Regions from separate parts of the Homo sapiens genome. Here region 2 is linked to region 1. A link is a loop called in an ENCODE intact Hi-C map of the cell type or tissue named here. Cell type or tissue: HCT116. All regions are shown on one strand. Each heading gives the region's core, and the rest is flanking DNA. Links, peaks and the distances in the headings are about the cores only.

Region 1 (9,658 bases), core at 865-8,864:
AGATTAATAGTCGCTAAAATATGTTGGTTCTAAGGGCTGACCCTGAGCTAGGCATTCTACATGCATTCTCTCTGAATCCTCAAAATACCCCTAATATCTACCCATCCCTCTGGAATGGGGAAGCAGCGGCAGAGGGAGGCGAGCACAGCCTGACCCCAGGGCGCAGAGCTGCACAGAACGCGTCCACGCTCCGACCGCAGAGTCTGCTCCCAGCTGCTGGGCACACCCCTGGCTCAGAGGCGCACAGAGTCAAGCCTGATAAGCGGTATTATCCTGGAGGCAAGGCTGCTTACTGGCTCTGGCTTGGTCGCCTGCGTCCGGAACCTGAAATCCACAAAGGTGCACACAGATGTGGGTCGCTGCCTTCCCAACAGGCTCCTGCCCGGTTCACCTGGGGAAGCGCAGGGCTGCGGGCACAGGATTCTCCCATCAGACACCGGGAGAGCATCTCCGCGGCAGCTTGCAGGGCCCGCTGTCTCCACTAGGGGGCGGCGTACGCGCGTCTCTCGAAGCCGGGACCCGCGCGGGGAGGCTGCACTGGCTGGAAACAGCGCCTGGGCGCTCCCGCGGCTCCCACCTCAGAGATGTCCCCAGGTGCCCCACGCCCCCCGCGCGAGCCCCGACACGCGAGCCCCACCGCACTCCTCAAGGGCTTGTGTGGATCCTTTTGTCCCCACCCCCAAGGAGCTCCTCTGACCCAAATTCCTGCTGAGCTCACTCCAGGCCAACACCCCGAGCCACGCGCTTCCCCAGGGAGGATTCCAGCCCCCTCCAGTACGGCCTCAGCCGAGGAGCTCCCGCTGGGCCGAATGAGGCCCAGAAAACACGACCTGCCAGGAGCGGATATCATCCACACACAAACACACTGGTGCAAATGCATACACACATGCATACACACACTCATACACATGTTCATGCAAGCCCATGTGCAAACATGCATGTGGCATATGCACGCACACACATGCATACATTTACCCACACCTACACGCACATACATGAACACACATGCACACATGCATACATTTACCCACACCTACACGCACATACATGAACACACGTGCACACACATGCATACATTTATCCATACCTACACGCACATACATGAACACACGCACACATATGCATACATTTACCCATACCTACACGCACATACATGAACACACGTGCACACACATGCATACATTTACCCATACCTACACGCACATACATGAATGTGTGCGCACACACATGCATACATTTATCCATACCTACACGCACATACATGAACACACACACACATATGCATACATTTACCCATACCTGCATGCACATACATGAACACACGCACACACATAAGCATACATTTATCCATACCTGCATGCACATACATGAACACATGCACACACACGCATACATTTACCCACACCTACACGCACATACATGAACACATGTACATACACATGCACGCGTGCATGCATGTGCACACATATATATGGACTTACACAGGCATGCACATATGCATGGTGCATATACATACACTACATACACACATGCACACACGCATATAGCTGCATACATATACACACATGCACACAATACACCCACGTATACACACATGCACGCGTGTGCATATGTACACCTGCATACATATACACACATGCACACATGCACTATATACGTGCATACATAAAAACACATGCACATATATACACACATATACCCCTGAATACATGTACACACATGTGTACATGCATAATACACCTGCAAACATATACACACATACAAATGTGTAGCACATACATTGCTCCAAATGCACACATACGCACATGCCTGCATATGTGTTTGTATGTGTGCACACACACCTCCCAAACAGTGGCTGACATCTGGTGGGGATGGATAAATATTTGCCAAATAGGTGAAAGTACACATGGACATCACAGGGGAGGCCCTCTCCCCCACAGGGCCTTTGGACCTGCCAGTCCTCTGCCTGTTTACTGTTTTCTCACCTGGCTGAATTCCACTTAGACAAGATGTTGCAACAAGGGCCTGCAGAACACACCTGGCCTACAGTTGTGTCTTGTATGGTCCACTGACTATTTTAAAAAGTTACAAGTTGGCAACATTTAAAAACTGAGAAATCTGATACAAATTCGCAAAATCCTGTGACCTTGGAAGATCATATATCTGGCAAGATAAACTCCTATTCACATCCCAGGGAGTGATCAAAGCTGGGCAGAGGATGCCTCCCCAGATGGCGAAGTTCCCTTTGCCACCGCCCGCGCCTTCATGCTCTATTGTGCCTCATCGCTCACGCGTCCACACTACTTGCTCAACACCTGCAAATGTGTGCATTTTTAGCCTCTGACTTCACCTTGCTTCCTCTTCCAGGAAGCCATCCATGAACCCCAGGGTTGGGGCTTCTCCTCGGTGCTCCCGCATCTCCCTGGATGGGGGTCGTCTCTACCAGCAGGCTGGGGGATCCCCGAGGGTCTGTGTTCTGCTCACAGCTGGATCCACTTCCAGCTCTGAGTGCCGTAGGTGTCAGGCACACAACAGGTACTCAAAAAATGTTGATGGAATCGGCAAATAATCGCAGAGCACGTTATCATGGGAATCTGGGCTGAGCTTTATAAGGGGAGCTTGAATTTAGGAGCCGAGAAGAGAATGAAAGAATCCGAGGCAGGAGAAGGTCAGGGCTGCCGGAAGGGAGTAGGACACTCACTCGTTTGGGGAAACAGTAGCCTGGTGTGGAGGTCCGGGCGGGTGCTGGGAACCACGAGGGCAGCGAGGTTGTCCTGGCAGAGTAAATGTTCGTTGTTTAGCCACCAGTCTGTGGTACTAAAGATGAAGCAACTAGAATCCTTGGGACAAAAGGCAGGTCTAAAAGTGTCCTTTGAAAGAACCCTTAGGAAAGTCACACTAGCATTTCCAGGAGCCGTGCGGCCAGTGGACCCAGGTGTGTGTGGCGTCTGCCCTCCCCCACCGCCACCTGACTCAGGAGGTACAAGAAGCAGAAACAGCCAAGGCCTGGTGTCCTCAAATAGGTGGCAGAATGACGTGGACCCTGAATAAGACGATGAGGCAGGAGAGAAGAGTGGCCTGGTGACTCGGGAACAGTCAGTGGCTGCGGTCTGCATGCAGGACTGAGGGAGCTGCCTCCAACCCTCCCCACTCCTGCTCTCCGGGGGTTGGCGGAGAAGCTTCCAAGGGCTGTGCGCAAAGGCAGGAAGTCCAAGATCCTTTTAATGAGTTTACTCAGCCTTTGGAATATCAAGTATTTGTTTTCCTAAGACTGGAAAGAAAGGGTCAACAGCCGGCCCCCTCCTGAGCAGCCCAGCTGCTTTGTCCTCAATTTGTTTGGGCCTCTAAAGAGCTCACGTTTATCAAAGGCCGTTTCGCACCTGAGGCCCCGAGTTACTGCTGCCTGGAACACAGGGCTTTAGTAATCCGCTCAAATCCCCAGGCCAAACAGTGGCACCAAACAGATCTCCTCCGAAATCACTTTGAACTTCAGTCCCAGGAGGCATTTTGGCTTATGCAGGATGGTCTTTGAAGAGGAAGTTGCTCTCTGTCCTCTGTCGGCGGCGGGACAGAGTACGGATCCAGGCGTGACTGTGCTGCAGATTTGCCAGCCTGTCCTCCTTCGCGCCGGGGCAGCCTGTCCGCCTGGGCTGCCCTCCGGGGCTCCTTTCAAAGGCTCCACTTCCCAGGGTTCACAGGCTTCAGGGCAGGAGCTGACCTAGACCACAGGCGGTCGGCAACCCGACCTCGTTTATTCCTTTGAGTTTTGAGGGTTGTTTTGGGGGGATTTTTTGGGTAATTTCTTCTGACACACTTACAGAAAAGTTGTAAGACTGGCAGAGAGCATTCCTGGATCCTTTCATTCAAATACCCCAAGAAGGAACACCTTACTACATTTAACTACATTTACTCTCTCCCTCTCTGTTTCACACCCTTTCTCTTTATACACACACACACACACGCCTACACACACACACACACATAAAATTTTTCCTTAAGTGTTTTAAAATTTAACCTCTAATGATATAATTAAACTCATTCTCCTTGTAAAACATTAAACCCTTCCAGACAAGGAGAACATCCCACTGACTCTACCTAAAGAATCCTTCGCTTTTCATTTTCCTGCATGGATGTGTGCCCCATGGAGTGACCGCAGGGTGGAACTCAGAGCTGGAATCTCTGCCCCATCTCCTGTGACACATTTTCCGCCTGTCTGCCAATGTGTTTTTATATATCCTGCAACTTAGATCTCTCCCTCAGCAACTTATCTCAGAGATCTCACCAAACTCGTATGTAAAGTCTCTGCCATTCTTTTTTAGCTGGTGCCATTAAAAATGTTTTACTCATCAGATTGGCAAAAATATTAAAGTTTGACATTATCATGTACGGGGAAAGGTGTTAAGGAAAGGTTCTCATTGGTGGGGGTGTAAATTGGAGCCACTTTAGGGCAATTTGGCACACATTTTAAAACTCACAGTGCACTCACTACGACCCAGCGGTTCCAGGTATCTGGATCTAAATGAGATCCCTCCAGTGGGCGGGCGTGGGCACATGGAGGCACGCAGCGAGCTTGCCCACGGTGGGGCTGGAGCAAAGAGTTGGAAGCTGGAATGCACCTCGGTAGGGGGTGACCAGGGACATCTCTGCAGTTGGGGAATACCATCAACCATAGTTCCCAACGTCAGATTCCCATGAAGGTTTCTTTAAAAAAACAACAAAACAGCCGGGTGCGGTGGCGCACGCCTGTAATCCCAGCACTTTGGGATGCTGAGGCAGGTGGATCACTTGACGTCAGGAGTTCGACACCAGCCTGGCCAACATGGTGAAACCCCGCCTCTATTAAAAAAAAAAAAATTAGCTGGGCATGGTACCACATGCCTGTAATTCCACCTACTTGGGTGGCTGAGGCACGAGAATCTCTTGAACCCAGGAGGCAGAGGTTGTAGTGAGCCAAGATCGTGCCACTGCACTCCAGCCTGGGCGACAGAGCAAGACTCCATCTCAAAAAAAAAAAAAAGAAAGAAAACAAAACAAAAACAACAACAAAAACCGAGACACCCAGTTCACATCCTTAGATTTTACTTTTTATTAATTTGGTCTGGGATAGGATTCAGGCATCAGTATTTTTTTTAAGTTCCTTAATGATTTTAATCGTCAGCTGGGACAGAACCACTGAGGTCCCCTGGCAGAAATGGCTCCCATATGATGCCAACAGAAAGTTTCCTGGCCGGGTGCAGTGGCTCACATCTGTAATCCCAGCACTTTGGGAGGCCGAGGTGGGTGGATCACGAGGTCAAGAGATCAAGACCATCCTGGCTAACACAGTGAAACCCCGTCTCTACAAAAAATACAAAAAATTAGCCGGGCGTGGTGGCGGGTGCCTGTAGTCCCAGCTACTTGGGAGGCTGAGGCAGGAGAATGGCGTGAACCCGGGAGGCGGAGCTTGCAGTGAGCGGAGATCACGCCACTGCACTCCAGCCTGGGCGACAGAGCAAGACTCCTCAAAACAAAATAAAAAATAAAAAGAAAGTTTCCCCATTGGCCTGCAGGTGGCATGAGTGAGCAAGACTTGGGTAAAAAAAGAAAAAAACACGGAAAACCTCACTGGGTCATTTCACTGCCCCGGCACTGCTACTATCCTGGGTGCTGTTCTTCGTGTTTGTGGGGAACTTTGCAGAGCTCCTTGATTAAGCCCAAGTCCCCACTGACCACAAACCAACACAGGGCCTCCAAACGGGGCCCCAACCCCACCTGCCTTGAGCAGGTCCTGCTGCACCCAGGCCCCTGATAATGGAGATGACCGCAATGCTCTCTGCTCACCGCTTTGAATGCATCATTTCATTTATTCCAGCTTACAACCCTAGGAGGTCGGGACTCATACCCACCCCACGGCAGGGATGCAATTTTCCTCTATGCAAATTACCAAAGAGGAAGCTGAAACAGCAATGTGGTGACTCTGAGCCACAACTTGAGGTTAGACGGCCTCTTTGTTCCCAAAGTGTGTTCCTGAGGTACCACGGGGCGTGCAGCCAACTCATCATAGCACATGCAAATGTTTTCTTTTTTTAAGGAAAACAGGAACATCTGTCAGACACCTTGCAAATTACTTCTGTTAAGTTATTTGGACCTGAGGACTTCATAAATGAAACAGGTGTTTCTTTCTCCTAGGGCACTATGAAAACATCACTAAGACACGAAGGTGCTGGTGGACTGAGAAGGTTTTGGGGAATGTCTGTCTCAGATCTCATGATCACACTACACCATAGCACTGGTGCCGCCCCTGCTGAGTACCTTTCCTGGTTCCCTACCGCCACAAGAATAAAGCCCCAAATCCACATCCTGGCAATCGGTACCCCCACGGGTGACAGTCCAGCATCCCACAGCCAAGACCCTACCATGCCGGACCACTGGACGTCCCCTCCTCTGCCAACACCATGCCACGCCAGACCACTGCTATTCATTCCCTCCTCTGAGACCCTGCCACACCAGACCATGGGATGTTCCCTCCTCTGCTGAGACCCTACCATGCCAGACTACTGGACATCTCCTCTGCTGAAACCCTGCCACGCTGGACCACCAGCTGTTCCCTCTTCTGCTCTGACTTTGCTCCCTCCTCCTCCTGAAAGAATATGTCACCCTCTCGACTTGTCAAGGTCTGCACTTGACCCTCGAGGCTAGCTCAAGGCCCATCGTGGCCAAGTAACTTCCCAAGAACCTGGCTCTGGAACCCAGGGGGATTTGCTTATTCTTTCACCTGACTTTTGAGGACCCAAAGGGCAAGGGCCAAGCCCTGTTATCTTGGTATCCCTGCATGTGCTGTGTATTTCTCATTAAAATACAAGCTCCTGGGTTCAAGGCCTCAGTACAGTTGAGCAGGTTGTGCACTGCACAAACCTTGGCTGAGCAGAAAGCAGGGACTGAAGTGTCGAGTCTGTAGGCAGGAAAACACCTTATGACTAATCCACAGAGGTGTGTCATGGACTGCAGTGGCCCATCCATGTCAGATATCCTTGTCTTCATCACCACCCTCCTATATTTTGGGCCCCCAACAGCACAAATCCTCATGCCTATTCACTGAATAAACAACAAAGTCACATGTGTGAGCCCTATTCTGTTAAAAACTCTGAAATCTTCCACAAAATGCAAGCTTTTCTAATAATAGCTAAGTGACATTTACGCGTTACGAACATAACTTACTTCATTACAAAAAACCCTTAAAACCATAAATTAAGCACTATTATTTTCATCTTCATGTTTAAATCGAGCAAATAGAGTCAGAGAGGTTACATAAGCTTTCAGAGACCACACAGCTCATAAGTGGTGGAGTCGTGCGAACATCCATCCAGGGCATGTGAGTTTGCACATACCATGAATTTAGAGCTGATGTTTGTGAGTCGGTGGTGGATTCTTCCTGACCCTCGGGTCATAGCCAAAGTGTCTTCCTCATGTGAGCAGACCCTGCTGTGGGAGAGGTCTCTTGAGGGGCCAGTTCTGCAGGATTCAGGGGCCCTATGCAACCAGGCCTTCCAGCGAGTGTGAGCACCCAATCCCCTGCATTCAATCCCTTCCTGTGTAAGGTAGCTGGAGTGACTTCTATTCATGTAACTGAATCTTGACTGCTACATTTCCTCTCTCACCTCCAGAATCCCAGTCTTGCTGACACACGTCTTAACTTCACCCCTTTCCCATTGGCAAGGTCTCTGCCTTAATTCAGGTCTGCACGGCTCCTCCCTGGAAATCGCAAGGCAACGCTCTTTTGATTCACTGTGGCTCCAGGTTTTTCACCTCTCCAATCCCACCTCGCAAACCCTGTTGCATCCCTCCCTGGGTGGGTTCAATCTTGCTGGGGAATAGGATCCAATTCACAAAGACTTAACACTATAAAAGGCCAACCTTATCTCCTAAGCCTGACAGCTGACGCGTTGGCCACTGGGTGTCGGGCTTTCTCGTAAAGGTTTGCCATGTCTTGTCCTAAGGACATCCTGAGGGAGGTACAAGTTGATCACTCCTCTTCTGAGGAGTCGGGGTTGGAGAGGGGGCGTGTGGTTGGATCTCACGTGTATTTGGTAATGGAGGGCCCTGAGAGTCGAGACCCGTCAGTTTCATTTTACCTCAAAAGCACTTTTGGCTGCTTCTCAGAGAAAGGGATTCACTTTCTATCACAATCTGCACACATCCAGTGACACAGGGTCAGGAACCTACACACGTGCCATGCATCAGCCCTGTGATATTTCCCATTCTAGTTTATTTCAGTCTGGGCAATTCTGTTCCATGCCAGCCTAGCCTATTCTATTCTATTCTATTCTATTCTATTCTATTCTATTCTATTCTATTCTACTCTACTCTACTCTACTCTACTCTACTCTACTCTACTCTACTCTACTCTACTCTACTCTATTCTATTCTATCCTATTCCTTTCTACCAATCTTACTCTACTCAATTTCACCCTGTCCTATCCCAGATTCTAACTTACCTTATTCCCTACTCATCCTTCCACCTTAGCTTTGCTTTTCTAGACTTTTTTTCTCAACCAGGATCCAGAGAGAATTAAGCTTGAACGTTCTCAGCCATTCATTGTATATCAATCATCAACCTTTATCCTAGGCACCTAGAGGGGTACTAGTTATAATCCATTTTTGTGAGAATTGAGAAAGTATTTGCTTAGATCATTTTCTACATGTTATGGTTCAGATAAGAAACTCTGGTTTGAAGTCTAAAATGATCTCACAACCACTAACGGGTCACTCACTCTATCTGCCTGCCTGCCTCTCTTTGAGGTTTATAATAGAGCCACACCCAGGCAGGGTTAACATTTAAATAAGCCCCAGATTTTCAGAACCCTGTCTTGGCAGTTGTTTGTTTTATTAATATACTAGGAGTTCCCCAAATTGAATTGGCCTCACCCTCTCAACCTCCAAGATGCTCTGTCCCTGCCAAGACAAATTTGTAACTCCCTGCTTCTCAAAAAATAAAGATCAGTCTCCATACTTCGATGTTGAGGATCTTCCGTGGCTCAGCCGCAACCTGCCCTCCTGGCCCAAGGGCTGCTGTGCCCTGCCCACCTCTCCTCTCTGTCCCCTGAGCACGTTGTTCCCTCGGTGGACTCTGGGTAGCCTTCCTCCTACAGCCCTGGCCGCCCCTCCCCTCCACAGCCCCTTCACACTCAGGTCACTCCCTAGAGGAGGGGACAACTGCCCCTCTGTCCTTCCAAAGCCATTGATGCAATGATCCCACGGCCATGTGTGTGCAGAGACTGTGCTGGGCAGTGGGAGATGCAGTGATGAGAAGGCGAGACCAGATCCTGTCCTCAGGGAGCTCAGAGTCTCATTACGGAATAATCATGGTAGATAGCATCTTTATATGCTACTGATTATGCTTCAGATACTGTTCAAAGCACTTTACACAGATGTGCTTACTAAATCGTGGAAGCAAGCCCATCAGGCAGTACCATTATTCTTCCCAGTTTGCAGATGAAGACAGAGGCACAGAGAGGGTGAGCCACTTGCTCAAAGCCACACCGCTTTTCAGTCATCAAGCTGAGATTTGAATCCAGGCAGTCAAGCTACAGAACCCATGGTCTGAAACAATTAAAAACCAGAGTCTGTTCATCAGAGAAGCATAGCGAACATCTGTTATCTTCCAGGGGAACGTGACTTA
Region 2 (9,658 bases), core at 606-8,605, 700 kb after region 1:
ATGATCCAGAAACAACAGCAACTAAAATACACAACACTGGAATGAGAGGACGATAAGACTCTTGGGGCAGAAGCAGCTAAAGAAAGAATGGTACCAGTGAAAGGGCCAGGATGAAATCTTGGTGTAAATACATCTCATGCAACAACCTATTGCTCAAAGATCGAATATTCTACCGCTGAAAGATAATCCTTTAAGTTAAGAGACGACGATTCCAAAAAGCCCAGTATAATTGGAAAGAAGAAACATCATTTTATGGTAATGCTAGGGGTTTTATGCTTCACACAGGAGATTTCCCCAGAGTCTTCCAAAGACTAAATATCCGTATGTGTTGCCAACATGTCTACAAGTGTGAATTAACATAGCAATGTGCTGTTCACAGGTTTATTACCACAGCGTACATAACAGAGTCTCTTAGGCCACCCCAACCCCTGTCTCGGTTATTTCTTAGAGTCCCTGGAGGATATTTTGATTAGTCCTTATTTTTTAAGTTCAGACGGACAGCCTCCATCTGAACATAAGCATATGTGCACACACATGCATACCTGTGCACACACAGACAGGTGCGTAGGTCTTATTTCCCATTCTATGTCTTGATGTCAGGGACTCAAGAATTTGTAGTATTTTTCAACTGTACCACATACTTGATTCCACTATTCATCTCTCATTTAGTACCTCAACAATCTCTTCCCAAAATATCGGAATTTCTTTGTGAAAGTCCTCTCCAGAATCCTAGTTTCTTTCTATTACTAAGCTATTCCATGCTACACATAAACCCAAACGTGCCACCCAATTTCCTAAAACATAACTGAAAACCAGTACATGCCCTAAATATACACAACGCGTTGTTGTGTTAGTAGGTAGAAATCTCAGAACATCACTCCCTGGCCATCAAGCAATTCATGAGATTGTTACAAACCGTCGTTTTGAATGCGGTAGCTCCAGGATTTCTCCCTTAGTGCCATAACGTCTGAGATGCCTGGTGAGATGCCCGGTTCTTTTGCTGACACTGGGTGACCTTTTCAAAATATCTACACAAGATTTCAAGGCTCTACCCATTGCATGTTGAGTGTGAGTTGAGATTTTGTCCACTTATCATTTTGTTTAAAATATTGTGTTGAACTTAGGGACCCAAAATTTACATTTTCTCTTTAAACACATTCCTGAGAAGTGATATATGTATATCATATATATATAATATTCAATATTGTATATGTTATATATATGTATATGTATATATACACATGTTACATATACATATATGTGTATATATGTGGATATGTGTATATACACATGTATGTACATATAACATACATATACCATGTACAATATTTAAATACAATATTTAAATAATGGAACAATATATACACAAAGATTTAAATGCAATTTTTAAATTGTATTTAAATATACATGAATATTTAAATGTAATGTTTAAATTGTATTTAAATATATACGAATATTTAAATGCAATATTTAAATACCAAATATTTAATATCATATCTTATTTTATAAACCAAGAAGCGTACTCTTCCTGGAACATATCTACTGAGACCCCCTCCCCGCCATGGGATATAACTGTTTTTGAAGAACTGGGCTTTGAGGCTGGAACAGAGCTAAGGTTGAATCATACCTGCTCCACTTAGTAGCCATGTGAGCCGGGTGTGCTACAGAAACTCTGTTTTCTCTTGCATAAAACAAAAATAATAATAACGCCTGACACAGCGTGTTGTAAAATCAAATAAAATAATGCACTTTTTCCAAACCAATGCACGTTAATAGGAGCCAGAGAGCAGCCGTCCCCAAACTTTTGGCACCTGAGACCGGTTTCATGGAAGACGGTTTTTCCCACAGACCGAGGTGGGGAGGGGTTCCACCTCAGATCATCAGGCATTGGATTCTCCTAAGGAGCAGGCAACCTAGACCCCTCACACGCACAGTTCACAACAGGGTTTGAGCTGCTATGAGAATCTAATGCTGCTGCTGGCCTGACAGGGGGCGGAGCTCAGGTGGTCACGCTCGTCCACCACTCACCTCCTGCCGTGTGGTGCGGTTCCTAATGGCACCACTCTGTGGCTAGAGTGGGGACCCCTGCTATGGAGAATAAGGAAACCAGATACTTGGTTCCCTTTCTTGCAAGAGGAACATATTCGTGCCCATCCCCCTCTACTGACTGAAGCAGAGCCATGGCACCTGCTCCGGCCAACACACTGTGAGCAGTCATTGGTGTGCATGTCACTTCAGGTGAGGCGCTCTAGGAGTCCATGTGTGGTTTACCATGATCTTTTCCTTGTCTCTACCCACATGGAAAAATGCTTTCAGATGGAGCTTCCTTCCACCCAGACCCCTAGGAACTACAACAAGCAGAGCCCTCTTGATGACATATAATGGACATATAACATGATTGAGAAATAAACATATTTTTCAACCACTGAGGTTTTCAATGTGTTTGTTACAGCAGCATAACCTGCCCTATCGTGACTCACTCTCCTTGGCTCCTATTAAGTGTGCAATAAGACCTAGCCACGGGTGACCTTGGAAAAGTTGTTTCACCTCTTTAAGCTTCAGTGCCCTCATGTGTAATTCGGGGATGATGGCAGTCATATCCACCTGCTGGACCATGGTGGGGCTTAAATGCAATAACCCATGTTAAGTACTTAACACAGTAAGGGTTTCATAAATGTTGGTGGCAATTGTAATTACTATTATCATCATTATGATCATTTCCAAGGTAGTCAATAAACACTTTTGGAATTTAGCTGAGCTGGCCGGGCACAGTGGCTCACACCTGTAGTCCCAGCACTTTGGGAGGCCGAGGCAGGCAGATCATGAAGTCAGGAGATGGAGACCATCCTGGCCAACAGGGTGAAACACTGTCTCTACTAAAATACAAAAATTAGTGGGGTGTGGTGGCGGGCGCCTGTACTCCCAGCTACTCGGGAGGCTGAGGCAGGGGAATTGCTTGAACCTGGGAGGCAGAGGTTGCAGTGAGCTGAGATCGTGCCACTGCACTCCAGCCTGGCAACAGAAAAAAAAAAAAGAATTTAGCTGAGCTGGGTTTATCTATTCTCATTAATGGAGGGAGAAACTGACTCCATTTTTTCTGAGAGCCTGAACCCATACATCTCTGGCTTCTATGTCCAGGTCAAAGTCTCTCAACTGCTACACTGACCTAAAGTATCCGTGTCCTCAGGGTTGCTATTTTCACTCCTGCTCCCTCCATAGGAAAGGGTTTAGACCAACAGGGTCAGCTCTCCACTCTCCCAGCCTCTCTGTCCCCTCAGAGGAAAAAGCTGCATAAGCTTCTTGGCAGAACTCTCCACTGTTTCTCTCTCCACCGACAGCTTCTCCGCCCCTTGCATTTTCCTGTTTTCACTTTGCTTCACAACCGCCTGAGATTATCTGATTTTTAAGGGCAGCACTTGGCTCTGGCTGTGCTTTATAGAGCCCAAGGTGTGCTTAGGTGCCCTCGATGGTAGTAATTTGTCACTGTCTAGCTTGGCATGCCCCCTGCTCCATGCAGGCCTCCAGCCACAGGGGAGCCAGGCCCCACACACATGCAGAAATTGCAAAATCACCAGTTGCACATGGGATGGCAGAGAACCAGGGGCTTCACTTTAAGGCCAGGCTGGCTCGCACCAGCCCTGACGCAGCCTGAGACAACTGCCACCCTCTGGCGCCACCTACTGACAGCTTTCCCTCTCCCTCGAAGCCTCTGCACCCGCAATAAAAAAGGGAAGCGTTTGAGCTGACTGCAGCCTCTTCTGTAACTACCACTATGAGAATGGAAGGATAGCATTCAGATGCCTAAGGTAATACAGTAATGCATGCCCCTTGCAGAAGACACAAAAAAGCCCAAAGCAAAATGTCAAGTCCACCCCAAAAAGCCCTTCTTTGAAATAACCGTTGCTGGTATTTTTGGGACCTACCTTTCCAATGTATTTTATGTTATTATTTTATGGACTATACATACATTATAATTACGTGTATTTGTATACACATATAACAGTAGATGAAGACGGTTGTGATTTTATTTTGTTTTCCTAAATTCTGTTTTGTAACCTGATGTGTTCTACAGAGTAAACACTTTCTCATCATATAAATTTTTCTTTAAATCGTGACCTGTGAACATTACTATTACAGGAGCATTTCATAATGTATACAATAAGCATCTTCTGCTGCTTGGTGCCTCACTCGTCAAATTCTCCGGCGAATACCCCTGGATAGGACATTGGCTCCACCTCTTGCATTGTTTCATGGCCATTTATTCCTGGGAACAAAATGCCTGGATCAGTCGACACACGCATTTCATGGCTCTTGGGTCATGTTGCCAAACAGCCTTCCGGGATGCACCGATTTACATTCCTGTGGGCAGGCCTCTCTCGCTGCATCCCTGCCAACAGGAAGCATCATCCTTTTTTACAGATCGCGGCTAACTTGGAGGGTTTAAGATGGCACCTCTTTGCTTTGTCTGGGAGGCAGCATGGTGTGCTGACAGGTGCCAGAGATCTGGGCTCTGGTGAAATCCCAGCATGGCCCCTGACCAGCTGTGGGACCCTGGGCAGGTCACCTAAACTCTCTGGGCCTCAGTTTCTTCATCCATAAAACGGAATGATGAGAGCGCTGATGCCCCACAGGTATCGACGAAGAGTCGGACTCTGTAAAATATTCGAAGCTTATTCTGAGCCAAATATGAATGACCATGACCCGTGACACAGCCCTCAGGGGGTGCTGAGAACCTGTGCCCCAGGTGGTGGGGGCACAGCCTACTTTTATGCATATTAAGGGAGACACGAGACCTCCACCAAATACATGTAAGATTTACATTGGTTCCATCTGCAAGGGTGGGACAACTCAAAGCAGGGGTGGGGCTTCCAGGTCAAATGTAAATTTAAAATTTTCTGATTAGCAGTTGGTTTGTGAAAGGAAAATATCTTGGGCCCCCAAAATCACTAAAGAAAACTCAAGCTAAGAACTGCTGAGGGCAAATCTGCCTCCCATTCTATTCAAAGTCATCCCTCTGCTCACTGAGATAGACACATATCTGATCTGCCTCCACTGGCAAAGCTCATCAGAAACTCAAAAGAATACAACCATTTGTGTCTCACCTACCAGTGACCTGGAAGTCCCCTCCCAGCTTCGAGTCTTCCTGCCTTTGCTTCCAGTTGTCCCACCTTTCCAGACCGAACCAGTGTACTTCCTACATATATTGATTGACGTCTCATGTCTCCCTAAAATGTGTAAAACCAACCTGTGCCCGACCACCTTGGGCACATGTCATCAGGACTTCCTGAGGCTGGGTCATGGGTGTGTGTCTTCAACCTTGGCAAAATAAACTTTCTAAATAGTAACTGAGACCTCCGTCAAATGTTCTAGGTTCACAGGTTGAAAGCATTACTATCAATAGAAATAAATGTCTGGGTTACAATAAGGGGTTGTGGAGAGCAAGGTTTCATGATGCCGATGAGGCCTCCAGGTAGCAGACTTCAGAGAAAATAGACTGTAAATGTTTCTTTTCAGACTTAGGGTCTGCGTTGATGTTAAATGCTAATCAGCTTTTCCTGAGTTCCAAAAGGAAGGAGAGGAAGGCCAGGCGCAGTGGCTCACGCCTGTAATCCCAGCACTTTAGGAGGCTGAGGCAGGAGGATCACTTGAGGTCAGGAGTTCAACACCAGCCTAGCCAACATGGTGAAACCCCATCTCTACTAAAAATACAAAATTTAGCTGGGCATGGTGGTGCACACCTGTAATCCCAGCTACCTGGGAGGCTGAGGCCACATGAATCACTTGAACCCAGGAGGCAGAGGTTGCAGTGAGTCTAGATTGCACCAGCCTGGGTGACAGAGCAAGACTCCATCTCAGAAAAAAAAAGGTAGGATAGGAAAATGAGGCATGACTGACCTGCGCTTTCCATCATGCCCTGAACTAGTTTTTCAGGTTCAATTTGGAATGCCCTTAGGCGAGAGGAAGGGCCCATTCAGAAGGCTGGGGGCCTTAGAATTTTATTTTTGGTTTGCGTAGGTTTGTATGAACCTGAAATAAGGGAATCCGTGAACGGCGCTGAGAACAGTGCCTTGCACACATGAGTATTGGCTACCTCGATCGTCCCATGTTTAACTAACTGTGAACCCTGAAAATTTGAGACAGATCTCAGTTAATTTAGAAAGTTTATTTTGCCAAGGTTGAGGACCCACCCATGCCCCAGCCTCAGGAGGTCCTGATGACACATGCCCAAGGTGGTCGGGGCACAGCTTGGCTTTATACATTTTAGGGACACATGAGATGCCAATCAATACATGTAAGAAGTACATTGGTTCTGTAGAGAAAGGTGGGGACAACTCAAAGCAAGTCCCCTACACTGGGGGCTTCCAGGTGACAGGTAGGTGAGAGACAGATGGTTGCATTCTTTTGAGTTTCTGATAAGTCTTTCCAAAAGAGGCAATCAGAATATACATCTATCTCTGAGCAGAGGGGTGACTTTGAATAGAATGGGAGGCAGGTTTGCCCTGCATGGTCCCAGCTTGAAGAGGCCCAAGGTATTCTCCATTCATACAATGAAAGGTTGGCACGCTTTTTCAATCACCTGTGTATTTGGACAGATTTCATTACCCTGAGTTCACAGTTGCTCTCTTGAAATGAGATTCTTTATTTGTGAGCTGCACTGGCTTCTAGGACATTTACCATTAGGAAGATTTGATCTAAATATTACCCTATGGAGTGGAAGGGACTTTAGGATGCCGACGTAACTTTCAATTGTGTAATTGAAAGTTAGAATTGAGTCTATAATTCAATTTCAGAATTTTAAAAGCTGCTTTTGGTTAAAGACTACTACGACGGATTCCATGATGGAGAGAGTGACGGTGAGATGATGGATGCTGCCAAATGCTAACCGCAGAATCCAGATGGTGGTTCGTCCGTGTTACAGAACAATTCTTTCCCCCTTCTTAGATGTTTCAAAATTGCCATAAAAATTGTTGATGAGAAGAGCTGCTTTCATTGCATTGTTTCATTTATTTACTCTGGCCACGTGGATTTCTCCGTCTTTTTAGCTAGATCTGTCTTCTTTGACTGATTTTCAGATTGTTTTTACAGGGTCTGGCACTCAGCTCTTTTTTTAATATATGTAAATGTGTATCCTCCAGGAAGTGAAACCACTCTCAGGTGGTCGGCCGTCACTTCCCCCTGATAACTTTCCCGTCTGTCTCCAACTCAAACCCCTTCTCTGTCCACACCCATAGTGAAAGCTGGCCACAGACCTCACCCCAATGTGTCTGAGCAGCATCTCACAGTTAACAAGATCAAAGCCAGTGCCATCATTATCCTCACAGCTTCCAAACCTTCAGTCCTCCCACCCCACCCTCAGTTCAGCTGGTCACGAACCGTGTCCCGCCACCTCAGAGCAGGCATGTGGATGCCGCAGCAGCCTGAGGATAAAATAACCCCCATTTCATGTAGACACAGTCGCTTTCCAACCAGGTCTAAACCCTTTCACTACCTGGCCAGCCTCATCTTATCAAGAGAGGCTTAGCGAGATGACTGTCAGGGCATTGTTACATTCCTTTAGCACAGTGGGTTTGCTTTTATTTATTTATTTATTTATTTATTTATTTATTTTATTTTGAGACGGAGACTCGCTCTGTCTCCCAGGCTGGAGTGCAGTGACGCGATCTCGGCTCACTGCAACCTCCATCTCCCGGGTTCAAGCGATTCTCCTACCTCAGCCTCCTGAGTAGCTGGGATTACAGGTGTGTGCCATCACACCCAGCTAATTTTTGTATTTTTAGTAGAGACGGGGTTTCCCCACGTTAGCCAGGCTGGTCTTGAACTTCTGACCTCAGGTGATCTGTCCGCCTCGGCCTCCCAAAGTGATGAGATTACAGGCCTGAGCCACCGTGCCCAGCCTGTTTTCTTCTTATTATTGTTTTTTAATCTTGGGATTCCACCAGAGCTCAGACTCCCACAGCACTTCCGGACAAGCCACCTGCTGAGCCGTTTGTCCCTGCCACGGTCACCTAGGAATTCTCTTCCGTGTGCTCCCTCTCTCCCATCCCAGGAGGATTACTCAGAGCTGCTGGGCATTGTGGGAAACTCCCTGGAGTCCTCCCCTCAGGAGGCCCTTGTGCAGGAAAGCACAGGCCGGCGGGCTCATCCCACCCGTGGACCACCAGAGCCCCCTGCTGTCTGGGATCCTCCACGGGGCCTGAATGGTCTCCATCTCACAAAAGCACTCTCTGCAGGGATGCCCCAGAGCAACGCCCTACAGGTGCCATTGTGTGCGGATCACTCCTACACGCTGGATTTCCAGGCCTTAAGTCCCCGAGGCCGCTCTTCAGCAGCACCGTACACAGCTCTTAAGGGGTCACGTAGGTCAAGGAGAAAATGGGATTTGATTGACACAGATTCTATTGACCCAAGGTTTTTAAGAAAACAGTTGCCACAGAGACAAAGCAGCCGCATCCACAGCTGGGCGCGAGCTTCTCCTGGGAGCTGTGGCAGAGCGCTCTCTGCTGCTCACCCCATGCTCCGCAGGCCTGCAGGAGCGAACACAGAACACCCCAAACGCCCGTGAGAGGGCAGGTCCCGGTCCCAAGTCCTGCACGGAGAAGGGGACAATCACTGCTTTTTATTTGTTTTTTTGTTTTTTTCTTTGAGAGGTAGTCTTGCTCTGACCCCTAGGCTGGAGTGCAGTGGTGCATTCTCGGCTCACTGCAACCTACAGCTCCTGGGTTCAAGCAATTCTCCTGCCTCAGCCTCCCAAATAGCTGGGATTACAGGCGTGTGCCACCACACCCGGCTAATTTTTTGTATTTTTAGTAGAGACGGGGTTTCACCATGTTGGCCAGGCACTGTTTTTTTTTTTTAACTGATACATAGCAGGTGTACATATGTGGGGGGTTCATGTGATCATTTTATTCATATCATTTATAAAGATCAAATCAGTGTAACTGGGATATCCACCACCTTAAATATTTGGACAATGATTTTATTAAAAGCAGCTTTATAGGATTATAATGAATATACAGTTGACCCATGGTAAAGATGGCATTGGATGGCTTTTAGTAAACGTATAATTAAGCAACCATCACCAAAATCCAGTTCTAAGGCAGCCACATCAGTCCAGAAAGCTTCACTGTACCCCTGGCAGTCAATCCCCACCCGCATCCTCAGGGAACCACGGATCTACTTTTTGTCTCTACCGTTTTGCCTCTCCCAGAAATTTCCTATCCATGAAGTCTTGCAGTGTCATCTGGCTTCTTCCATGTCAGGCACTATTTCGGAGGCCATGCCTGCTGTGGCGTGAAGCTGCAGCGCATACTCTCTGACAGCGGGGCAGTGAGTCCCAGGGCGCATGGGCCACACTTGCTCAGGTGGGCACCTGCGGATGGCCATCCAGGCCGTTTGAAGTTTCTATAGTAATTAGGAATAATGCTATGAGGAACATCTGTAGAAAGCCTTTGTGTGAAGGTAGGTTTTTCATTCTCCTAGTTTAATACTTAGGAGGAGAACTGCTGGGTCACATGGTAAGACTCTGTTGAACTCTTTAAGAAGCTGCCAAATAGTTTTCCAAAGTGGCTGCACCATTTTTCACTCCCACCAGCAGGGTAGGAGGCTCCTGGCATCCCCACATTCCCACAGCCACAGAGTCCCCGCCTTCCGCCTTTCT

The links. Peaks named below come from ENCODE experiments on the same cell type or tissue, not always from the same donor. Only the 100,000 strongest peaks of a DNase experiment are listed, where the experiment ranks them.
Region 2: it touches region 1 in a loop (18-fold over the local background); 49 of 110 quality-filtered maps call a loop at or near these places.

The regions. Positions count from the first base shown.
Region 1 is chr12:130,041,934-130,051,591 of GRCh38, forward strand. LINC02418 (long intergenic non-protein coding RNA 2418) reads right to left here and starts at 409. Exons shown (of 3, transcript NR_024457.2): 1 at 294-409. RefSeq lists enhancers at 3,155-4,099, 5,411-5,705. In HCT116, for the core only: no CTCF peak of the experiment used is centred there; a DNase peak (open chromatin) is centred at 5,572.
Region 2 is chr12:130,744,645-130,754,302 of GRCh38, forward strand. No RefSeq gene overlaps it. Among named protein-coding and RNA genes, the nearest start is that of RIMBP2, 33 kb to the left of the region's middle. In HCT116, for the core only: a CTCF peak has its summit at 3,695 (motif pointing left); a DNase peak (open chromatin) is centred at 3,677; H3K27me3 peaks cover 405 bases.